Linked DNA regions of Homo sapiens: all the other regions are linked to region 1. The links are chromatin contacts, found by Hi-C or POLR2A ChIA-PET in ENCODE. All regions are on one chromosome and are shown on one strand. Each heading gives the region's core, a stretch centred on a gene start or an enhancer-like site at or near the end of the contact. The rest is flanking DNA. Distances are from core to core; before and after follow the strand shown.

Evidence for each region. Hi-C counts contacts between places; a loop is a spot of excess contacts on that map. ChIA-PET counts read pairs that join two places held with the same protein, here RNA polymerase II (POLR2A). Pooled maps may share reads with other maps.
Region 2: a map of A673 shows a loop between it and region 1 (4-fold over the local background). The contact joins two enhancer-like sites. A Hi-C loop is called at or near these places in 8 of 168 maps with a recorded cell type or tissue (A673, Calu3, MCF 10A and 5 more), 1 of 37 single-sample maps with no recorded cell type and 16 of 50 pooled maps. POLR2A ChIA-PET finds 5 or more read pairs at or near these places in 1 of 52 experiments (HEK293T).
Region 3: a loop to region 1 is called in a pooled map, with 2.9 times the contacts of the local background. The contact joins two enhancer-like sites. A Hi-C loop is called at or near these places in 4 of 50 pooled maps. POLR2A ChIA-PET finds 5 or more read pairs at or near these places in 2 of 52 experiments (activated T-cell and naive thymus-derived CD4-positive, alpha-beta T cell).

What each region holds. Positions count from the first base shown.
Region 1 is chr15:96,355,563-96,358,934 of GRCh38, reverse strand. The region is part of intron 3 of LOC101927263 (a long non-coding RNA gene); the gene reads right to left. Among named protein-coding and RNA genes, the nearest start is that of SCDAL, 14 kb to the right of the region's middle. RefSeq lists an enhancer at 1-461. Within about 2 kb of position 1,679, at least 28 of the 41 ENCODE cell types and tissues checked have a DNase peak (open chromatin) inside an H3K27ac peak, as active enhancers do; they include A673, where a contact is called at or near this core.
Region 2 is chr15:96,692,636-96,696,007 of GRCh38, reverse strand. All of the region lies in intron 2 of LOC105371002 (a long non-coding RNA gene), which reads left to right. Among named protein-coding and RNA genes, the nearest start is that of SPATA8-AS1, 89 kb to the left of the region's middle. Within about 2 kb of position 1,732, at least 2 of the 41 ENCODE cell types and tissues checked have a DNase peak (open chromatin) inside an H3K27ac peak, as active enhancers do; they include A673, where a contact is called at or near this core.
Region 3 is chr15:96,625,567-96,628,938 of GRCh38, reverse strand. No RefSeq gene overlaps it. Among named protein-coding and RNA genes, the nearest start is that of SPATA8-AS1, 160 kb to the left of the region's middle. RefSeq lists a silencer at 1,334-1,534. Within about 2 kb of position 1,603, at least 4 of the 41 ENCODE cell types and tissues checked have a DNase peak (open chromatin) inside an H3K27ac peak, as active enhancers do.

The DNA.
Region 1 (3,372 bases), core at 430-2,929:
TGGGCTGGGCGCCGATCTATATTTCGGGGTTCAGCCCCATGGGTGGCAGCCTCTCTGAATTCCTAACTGTGCTAAGGGTTGGGGTCACCTGCCCAGATACGTTGCATAGCCCAAACCCATGACAAAAGTCTGAGTGGAAATGGAGCCCTCCTTCCCCCACACACGAAAATGTCGCCTTTTGGCAGTGCGGCCCCCAATCCTTCATGTCACCTGAGGGTCACACTGCAGGCGCAGGGCTTCACTGGGTCCTGCCTCCTGGGAGGTGCTCGCAGACCAACTCCAGGGTCGACAGCCGGCAAAGCAAATGCTGGCGGTTAGGTGCTCAAATAACATTCTTCATTCCTCTTTTTCAAAGTTGATTTATAGCAATCGACAGGTTAAAGCCTCATCTGACTTCATTACTTTTAAAAGCTGTCTATTTCACAACTGTCACTTTTCATCACTTAGCTCAAATAAATACTTGAAGAAATGAATTGGAAGAGACTTTCAGATCATGTTTATAATTCTTGGTCGCCGCGTTAACATTCCTAATGACCTGACCCTCTGAGTTTCTGCAGACTTCTAAATTGGGCCGAAAATTCCTCCTTATATACTAGAAAACTTCAAGGAAGGTGAGGTGGCCGGAAATGCGACTCAAGGGAGAAGTGCAGCGGCTGCATGTGGAAGGCAGGGTGTTGTCGCAGCAAAGCATCCCAGCAGCTGCGAGGGCCCAGGCCCGAGACCCAGGGCCACAGAGAGGGGGACAGCTCACGGGTCAGGGGATTCACATGGAACCAGCTGCTGACAGGAGGGCCCCAGCCTAGCAGCCGCGCCGCCCGCCCGCGTTCCTCGGGTCCCGCCGACCAGGCTGCAAAACCACGAGAAAATTCATGCCAGAAGGAAACGCTGTTCATTGGGACTATTACTATTATTCTATCACTGTTTCAAAAATGATTTTAAAGGGCCCCTACGACCGCAGATGAGGAGTGGCAGAGTGAGAGCCATTTTCTCCCAGTCATCTTCGACTCAGAGCTTGTGAGACACCCAGAAAGAGCAGAAGCATGGAAACGAAATCGTACGCACTGAAGTCCGTTCAATAAATTGAAATAGTTTCTCCAATTTTGCTACCATTTGCCCAAGCCTTCTAGTATTACCAGCCGGTGGTAATACTTTCACTTTCTCTCTCTCTCTCCCTCTCTCTTTCAAGCTCTCTCTCTCTCTCTCTCTCTCACACACACACACACACACACACACACACACACAACCAGTTCTAAGAAATAGGAGGAAAAATACAGAAAAAAAAAAGCGAAAGGAGAGGTAAGAAAAAAAAACTACAGAAAATAAAAGGAAAAGGAAGGGAAGAAAAAGGAAATGAGAGAAAAGAAGAAAGCAAAGGAAAACCCAAAAACTATATATCTTTTCTTTTTTAGTTTGGGGGACAACGATAGAACACATATTTTCCTTATTTTTTTCTTTGAAAAAGAACAACAAGAACAACAAAAAACCCTAAGCTGCGTCTCTGAGCTTGTGGTGGATTGGGCGCTTGCTCGGTGTGCCTGGGCCGAGGCTGACTCCAGCGCGCCGCTCGCCGTGCCTGGGGACCTGCAGCCCCAGCCTCCGCCCCGCCCGGGAATTTCGAAGATTTCCCCCGAGCGGCGGCGCGCGGAGTGTGCTCCGGAACTCGCCATCACAGCGCTCCCCGCCGCCGCCAGCCTTCCCCAGTCGTGGCCTCAGGCCTTCGCCCACCCTGCGGACCGCTCCGCCTAGGTGGGTCTGAGCGCTCCCGATTTTCCGCTCAGAGGCTTTAGGAACCCCGAGTTAACATTGCTCGGTGGCCGCTGCCTCGCTGCGTGGACGCGGCGGCGGATGCGCTCGGTGGCGAAAACCCGGGCGCGCTGCCGTACCTTGGAGCGCCACCTCGCTGCAGAAACTGGAATGACGCCGCCAAGCCTCCCAGCCTGCGGCAGCCTAATTGTACGTCACCCGGACTTTTTCCGTAATCGAAACCCTCAGAGAAGCCGCAACGCACAGGTCTTCTGACGGGTTAAAAACCATTATCTGTGACCGACAGATCCCACAGTGGCTGCATTGGGATGAAGGGAAAATAACAGAAGAAGGAGAAAAATATATAGGCACAATTTCACCAAGTCTAAAGTAGTCACTCAAGCTGGGGAGCTGCTTTCCTAGAAAGGAGAAGATAAATGAGACGTGGTCTTTAGGAAGCCACTAGTTCGGGCCCCGTGTATTTCCGGCCATTCAGCTGCGGCCAGTGCAGATGTCTCCCATGAGGTGGTGCCTATAAAGTCATCCCTTCCCAATTATGATTTCCACCAAAATTCATTTATTCTGGTCAGTCCAGCATTAGAGGGGTTCTGCAGTGCCAGTCTCCAGCCTACTGGGACACTGTACCCACAGCTTTTGGCTTTGCTGACTAAATAACCACAAAATATAGCCCCCAACACGTACACCTGTCCGCCGGTGAAAGTAGCAACTGGCAAGAATTGCAAATTACACAGCCTCTCTTTCCAAGGTGCAACTGGGCATTTGACACTATTTTATCCAGTTGATAACTTAACAGGTTTGCCGCAATCTTATATCCACACGACCATAAAATATACAGAAAATTTAACCCACTTATATGGTGAGCCTTTGCTTCAATGTGTCTTCAAAGTGCACCATCCCAGAGATGGGTGTTATAAGTTAAAACAAATGTTACATGCCAAACATGGTTTTAAAAATACAGCATCTCTGTCATGGTCCAGTGAGGATTTGTGTGGTTTCTTTGTTTTGAAGGGAGGTACAGAACCTTTATTTAATGTAGTTTTTATTACAAAGTTCAAATCCTTTTTTTTAAAAGGAGCTCTGTGGATCCTACAAATAATGGGAGCTGAACTGGGGACTATAGGGTGGAGATAGAGTTTATCTGGTGTTGTATAAGCCCCTGTATTTCCCTGCCTGAGCAATCCCAACATAGAGATCGCTTCTTGAAACTCCGCAGTCCCCTGAGTTAGCGGGGTGAGCCCCCAAAGGGCAGGCAGGGGATAGCGTGAGTGCCCCTTCTCCCTGTAACCAGGGCTCCTCCTTGCTGATTAGGAGCTCTCAGATCTTGCTCAGAAATTACACGGCTGCGCCAGGAAAATAGCCAGGTTGGCTTTCTGGCTGGTTTGTCTCTTCTCCATCAGGCTAGGAAAGATTCCTGTGAGACCACACAGGAGAAAGGCCCCAATTTCCTAGCAGGACTTCAGTGAGCATCCCTAGTAACTGCCAGCTAAGGAGGGGTGGCCCGGGCCCTGGGGGTCTTGAGGCCTAGGCATGGGGGTGGGGGTGAGAGTTGGTGCTAACATGGGGAGAAGGCAGCTGATGAGAGATAATGGGAGCTCAGAGGGAATTCCC
Region 2 (3,372 bases), core at 483-2,982, 340 kb before region 1:
GCACAGTTAATGATCTAAGAATGAAACACCCTATATGTCCACCTGTCCTCACCCCTCACCTCTTTGTATGTCCAAGATAACACCAAAATCAATGAACCAAAGGAACAATAGCCTTGGAACCTAACAATGGGCTCCTTTTCTGAATGAGAAACAAGCTGGGGATATCTTCATTTGTTGGCTTCCTTTTCTAGGGAATAGTATGAATGATTATATTTTAGACTTGCAGAATTCCTTGTTCTCATATTTCATTTGGAAGGTAAAAAAATAGAAATTCTAGTTCTACTTCCTACTTGCTTGCAAGCTTTCAGTTTGCAGAGCTCTTTGCTGCTGACATTCCCATGATCTCTCCCACCTTCTAGAGTGCACACCCTCCCACACCCACTCACACAGAATCATCTGGATATTTGGGTGTGCAATCAGCAATTTAGCTTTTCCTTTAATAGCATACAGATGGTTCTTGGTGTTTTTAAACAAACTTCTCAAACAATATTGGTGTTGCAAGAATGACTTCATTCCCAACTCTCTGACTTCATCCTAATCCATTCTCCAAGCAAGTAAGCTAAGATTCAGTGTGATTAAGCCACTTTCTGAAGATCACAAATCAGCCATGGAGTCCAGGCCAGAATAAACTCCAATGATGTTTCCGTTAAGAGATACTAGTTATTTTTAATCTACGTGGGTAGAGAGATTCTCCTCTAAGTCATAAGTCTCAACGATGCACAATTAATGAAGATTAGATAGTATGTTCATTGGCTGAACTTTGAGGTGTTAGAGTTCTCTGCCCACCATTCTGAAGAAAATTAAGCTTATTTGAAGGATACGTGGTCTCTATTAGTAAAGAGTTAAGCACAGCTTATGAAAGTAATGACATTGTCATTTGTCCCCTTGGTTCATTCTAAGGACTGCTTTTCTGTTGTTGTTTTTCTTCTCCTCCAATTGAAAGATTAACCTGGTCCCAATTGAAATGGCAGTCCATATCATACCTTTCCTTGATCTCTCAGCATGGCTAATAACAGCTGGGGCCTGCCGAGCAAGCGTCTTTATTTTTTCTTTATTGTTCCAGACTACAAACCCGTGAACCTTCAGCATGTTATGTACTTAACCATGGTCAGGTTGATGGCATTATTTTCTGATTGTCCGGGAGCTCCTGGGGTACTGGCCCATACTGACAGAGAAAGGCTGCCATGCTCTTTGTAGGGTAACCTCTGAAAAAGAAGCCCCTCAACCACCTGCATGTTTAGCCTGGAGCTGTGACATTGCACTAGGCCGATTGGTACGCTTCAAAACACGCATTAGCACCACTGGTGCTAGTGCATCTTGCTTGTTAATTTTCACTTGGGCCTGTTAGATAAACCTTCTCTGGGCCACAAGTAAATGCTTGACACAGCAGATTTTTAAAGATCTTTGCAAGAAGATCTGGTATGTCTGGGTCACTGTGTGCTTTGTCTAAATCTAAGCACAGCTATTTGTTAGTCTCCCCTGCCCTCTTTTAGCATTTTTTTTTTCCCTGTTGCCTGTCCACATGTCTAACTAACTAGCCAGACTAGTCTACAGCAGAGAAAACCAGGGACATGAGCACAGAATGGCAGGAAGAGTGGAGCAAAGTGCTTCTCTGCGTGAACCATCTCCACACTTAGCTTTTACAATCCTATAAAAATTGGTCTACTTGTTATCAGTTCAGACTGGAAAGCAAGCAACAGCCCTCCGTTGCCTCGGGCTTTGATGTAAGCACCCCTGACTATTTCTGTTTAAACTCTAGCGGATGGAAGACACCTATAAAGATATTAATTAGCTCCAGTTGTCACCAGATGTGGTTCACATTCTCTGAGCCAGCTCTGAAATACTGGAATTTTTATTAGGCAAGGTAATGTTTATGGCTCTCATTAAAATCTGAGTCATAAAAGACTGAAGAGGAGATTGGTGGGAAGTGGGGGAGAGAATAGTTTCCTCTTTGTTTATTAACTTTCAAAAATCCAAAAGTCCTGTGTTTCAGACTTGAGTGGCATGTTAACTTTGTGGGATTTGGCAAGATTCTTCTAAGTGTTTACATTTTGAGGAAACCTTTTGAGTTGTACTACATAAAATGACTGGTTTGTGTCAGAATGATGTTACATTTACATGCTTAATTATAATAATGTCAGCCATGGAGCACTGCACCATGCAAAAAAAAATCAGTACTAATTGTTATTGGACTGGATACTAACTTATGGGATATATTATGACAACAGAAGGAATTTATTGTTTATTCAAAATGGGCGAACAGCACTTCATAACTGTCAGGGTGGGGTGGCAGTGAAAGAGAAACAAAAATCCAAAAATACCTTCTGAACACTTTCTTTCAATGCCTTCCTCCCTGTCAAGTTACTGCCATGCCTTTATGACTCTTAAGAAATACTTCAGCTAATTTTTCTCTTGGATAAAAGAAATAGCAATAGCTAAAACCTGCTCAGGTCTACGAACTTATTTAGAAAAAAAAAATCTTAATTTGAGAAAGATTTGAAGGCCAAAATAGCTGCTCAGGTTCCTTCAAAAGCTTCCCTGACCTCCTTCTGAAGCTACTCTCCCATCAAACCTACAGGCATAATAAGGCCCGCAGAATATTTCTGACGACCCACATCATAATCTGCGGTCCGGGGTCTGCAAACGGAATATACCTTCAGCTTGAAGTCCTCTGATGACTACATCAATGCATTCGATTTACAGTTTCATAAGATCTTTGGAGATTTTAAATGATATTCAGAAATATGCTTATGCATTTTTAAAAGATTCTTTTTTCCCATCTGAACTCTTTTAACAAAGGTATTTCACTAAGTACAACAGCTGTCCAATTTTTTCCAACCTTTTGCTTCCTTCTAAAACACAGTCATTTTGTTAGACATTGAAAATGTCTTGATTTAGTTGTCTTGCTATTTTGGGCCTGTCCTGCCCCCTGCAGTGGTAATAAGGATGGGGGTTCCTGCTGGGCCCTGAAGAATACCATTTCACGGCCGCCACAGAGCTGGCGGCTTTTATTTATGGAGCCAAGAAAATGAATGGGTATTAGTGTCCAAACATTTCAACATGCTCCCGCGGCCATGCACAAAAGGGACTGATTTGCAGCAAATTTCCACTTATTTTCCAAAAGTATTTACCTTGCCGAAGCTTGGCTGATCACTATAATAGCAGAGCCGAGGGGGAAAAAAATGACCATTTCAGAACCCAATTCATATATATATATGTGTGTGTGTGTGTGTGTATATATATATATATATATATATATATATATATATATATATATATATGTATATCTGAACCTTAATCGTGTTCTACTTCTTCTGAATAAAGATAATACCTTTGGTTGCTAGGCTTTTATGGATATGTGGATAACTCTAA
Region 3 (3,372 bases), core at 354-2,853, 270 kb before region 1:
GATGGAACTACCATTTATTGAGGGATTTTTTAAATGAAGCAAGCACTTCGTATTTGTAATGTCAACGCATTATACAAATAATATTTGAGGCAGGACTTCTTTTTCACATTTTTGAACTAAGAACAGTTAAGGACATTGTCCGAAGCAACACAACTAGTAGGTGGCAGAGTTGAAATACAAATCGAAGGCTGTCTGGATTCCAAATTTATAAATCAGATGTTACAAGGACCAGAGCCTTAAGTATAGAAGAGACAAAAAGAGGGGGTCGGCTGTGACCCCCTCAGGGAACGTTGGGCCCATCTAATCAGCGCTGCTGGCACACAGTGACAGCTGACTGTTATCACTTCTAGACTGGCTGATTTTTCCAGATAAGCCAAGAATCTAGATTCTCATGTGAAGCCTCACTTTTTAACCATGAGCATAAAGGAATCAGGCTGGGTCCCTTGAATTGCCCAATGGCTGACTTTTGAGATGTTGTCCTCTCAAGTCCTTATTCTTACCACCACTCCACACTTTTCCCACAAAAACAAAAACAAAAAAAACAGGCAAAGTTGTTTTGGAGATCTTTTTGAGGATTTTTGATTAATGCCTGTTTCACTTTAGATATTTGTCCTTCAAGAAGTACTTTCATTCTAGACTCTCTTAGCCTAATATTGTGTCTTTCCCCTCTAGAAATCCCTAATCATGTCACAAATATTAACTGCAGTCCAGTGAGAAGTGCATTGTCATGTAGAAAAGGAGAACACTAGTTACTGAGAAAGTTTCAAATCTGGTCCTCATCATTGGAGTTTTATTGCCTTTGAGAAGCTTGCATCAGTTGCTTGACTTGTAAAATGTAAAAGATCAATAATGAAAAGAAGTCCTTCTTAGAAAGCATAAAGGACTTTAGCATTCTTATTTCCAATTGGTGAAATAGATACAATGAGGTCATTTGACTAGACCAAGTGTGTGCACTCACTAAACATGTACACAAAACTGAGTGTTCTACACTCTTGCCCAGATTTCTGGAAATGAATTTGATGATGGTGACCCTCAAATCGATGTGCCAAAGCTGGCTAAATAAAAGGTCCTTTAGTATCCAGAGCCCCTTATTTGCCCAGCTTGAATATGACCAACATGACATATCAAATTAGATGTCTGTATAAATTTCAGAAAATCACACTGGATTTATGAAGACTAATTTGCTAATGTTTTTAATCTCCCGATGGCTAGCCTTGTAAATAACAGAAATGAGTTCACTGCCGGCTACACATTTTATTTCCATTTCTGGTTGTTTTCTTCCCCCTTTATTTCAGCCCTCTGTGTGTGATAGGCTTTCATTCTCGACAAGACATCAGAACTTGACTTAATAGGCAGCAGGGGTAAAATCGCCAGCTCTTTACATGTAGGGAATCCTGAGGTACATACAAGCCTCGCTCTAAGATGTGATAACGTAATCTAAAGCCAGGCCCAGCCTGTCAGTTCAGGTCTAAAGGGATTTGATTCAGTGTCAGAACCTTTGGCTCACAAGGTCACTTTCTGTTCTTGCTTTTCTTATAACAAAAGCAGGAAGGGGGGGGCGGTGCGGTGATTCTGGGGTGTGTGTGTGTGTATGTATGTGTGTGTGCTTGCACGCGTGTGCATGCACACGTGTTTTTTCAAGCCTTGCGAATTCCTCAGCTGCTGTTTGTTGAGCACAGGGCCTTTATTTCGGCCTCCTGAAACATTTTCATTAGACAGGAGCCTCTGAAGTATGCTCGAGACGTGGATAGTGCAACTAAAAATCGTAGGCCTCTCCAGAAGCAGCCTGATTGAAATCAGCACTGTGTCAGGGCCTGTCATATCTCAGAAAAGACATAAAACACACGGAAACATCAATAAGCAACAAGCTTCTGACAGCTCTGAGACATTCCAGCTGACAAGAAGAGAAAGGGGGTGAGGTTAGGGCTCAGGGGGGATATTTAAAATGCCTAACAGCCAGCCGAAGTGTTGGCAGGCTTCAGGGAGGCCGAGAGAAGACAAGATAAAGTCTATCAGGTTATCACCTGGTTCGAGGTGGACTCCTCCTTCCAAGGCCACTGGGATGAAATGATGACACAATTGCTCGCACCTCATCCCACCCCCCTTTATTTTTAAATGTTTCTGAGAATCAAGCTGCATTTATAGTGTTGCCCAGACAACGTTTGTGCAGGAAAAGATTTTTTTAATGTTAAAAAGAAAAAAAAAAGGAGAAATCTGTGAATTAAAGAATTATGCTTCTAGCTACAATGTACAGAAATCAAAAAGGATTAACAAGGTTTTTTTTTCATTTAATTTCCTGTACACCAGAAGCTTTTGTTAAGAGATCAGAGATATTGCTATTTATTGAATTTTTAATATGATCTTTATTAAAAGGCAGCACACATGTTGGGGTTTCCTTCTCTCTCTCTTTTTTTAACATGCATGGATATAAAAATCAAAGGCCAGGAATGAACCATGGTTGTTTGATTTCAGTGCTTTTGTAACATGGGTGAAGATTTGGATATAGTACATATTTAAAATTGTTAAAGAAAAACAGATAAATGGCCCTCTACTTTTGAAAATGGTTTTTGGCCTTCGGAAAAAGGATCGGTCATTAGGTGTTAACCCTTCAAGTATTTCAGCCAGCTAGGAGAATTTCCAGAAATGTCTTCTAGCCCAGTATGGTCCATTACAGGAAGGTAAATGAAAGAAAGAGATAATGATTTAGGTTCTGGTTTTTATTCTCTTTCATAGGCTATGTAGGGCACATATTCTTCCTACATGCAGACCTCTGGCTGATATTCAAAGAAATCTCTCTTCATTAAAAAAGTTGAGATGCATCCTTGGGGGATGCAAATTGGTAAATTTGGATTCTAGAGTCATAGATCACAGATTCGAAAGGAGGGGCTGTTAATACCCTTAAGAACTTGAAGGCTGAGTTCATTCTTTAGGATCTAGAGGTTATTTCTGGAGACCCCAACTGTGTGTGCACAATTCTGCTTTTCCCATACTCAGATCTTATCTATTCTATGTCAATTATCCCATACTCATTTGTGCTTTCATGTAAAACCAACCAACTTTAAAAAATGGAAAAGATAGACATACAGTAAAAAGCGGTGTGGTAGAAAACCAAGTAGTCCAGCACCATTGCCTGAATTACCTGGGGCAATTTCCCCCTTATCACTGTTTCAGTTTTTCATCTATGAAATGAGAATAATGATACAAGGAGTTGTTGATAGGATGAAATGAGATACTGTATGTGAAACTGCCTTGTAACCTAAACAGTGCAATTCTTTTGTCATCTTTTTAATAAAAGCAAGAGAAAGAGAAAAAGAGTCCAATAATGAAGGAGAGGAAATTAATAGCATAAAAACTTAGGCTACAGTTAGCAAC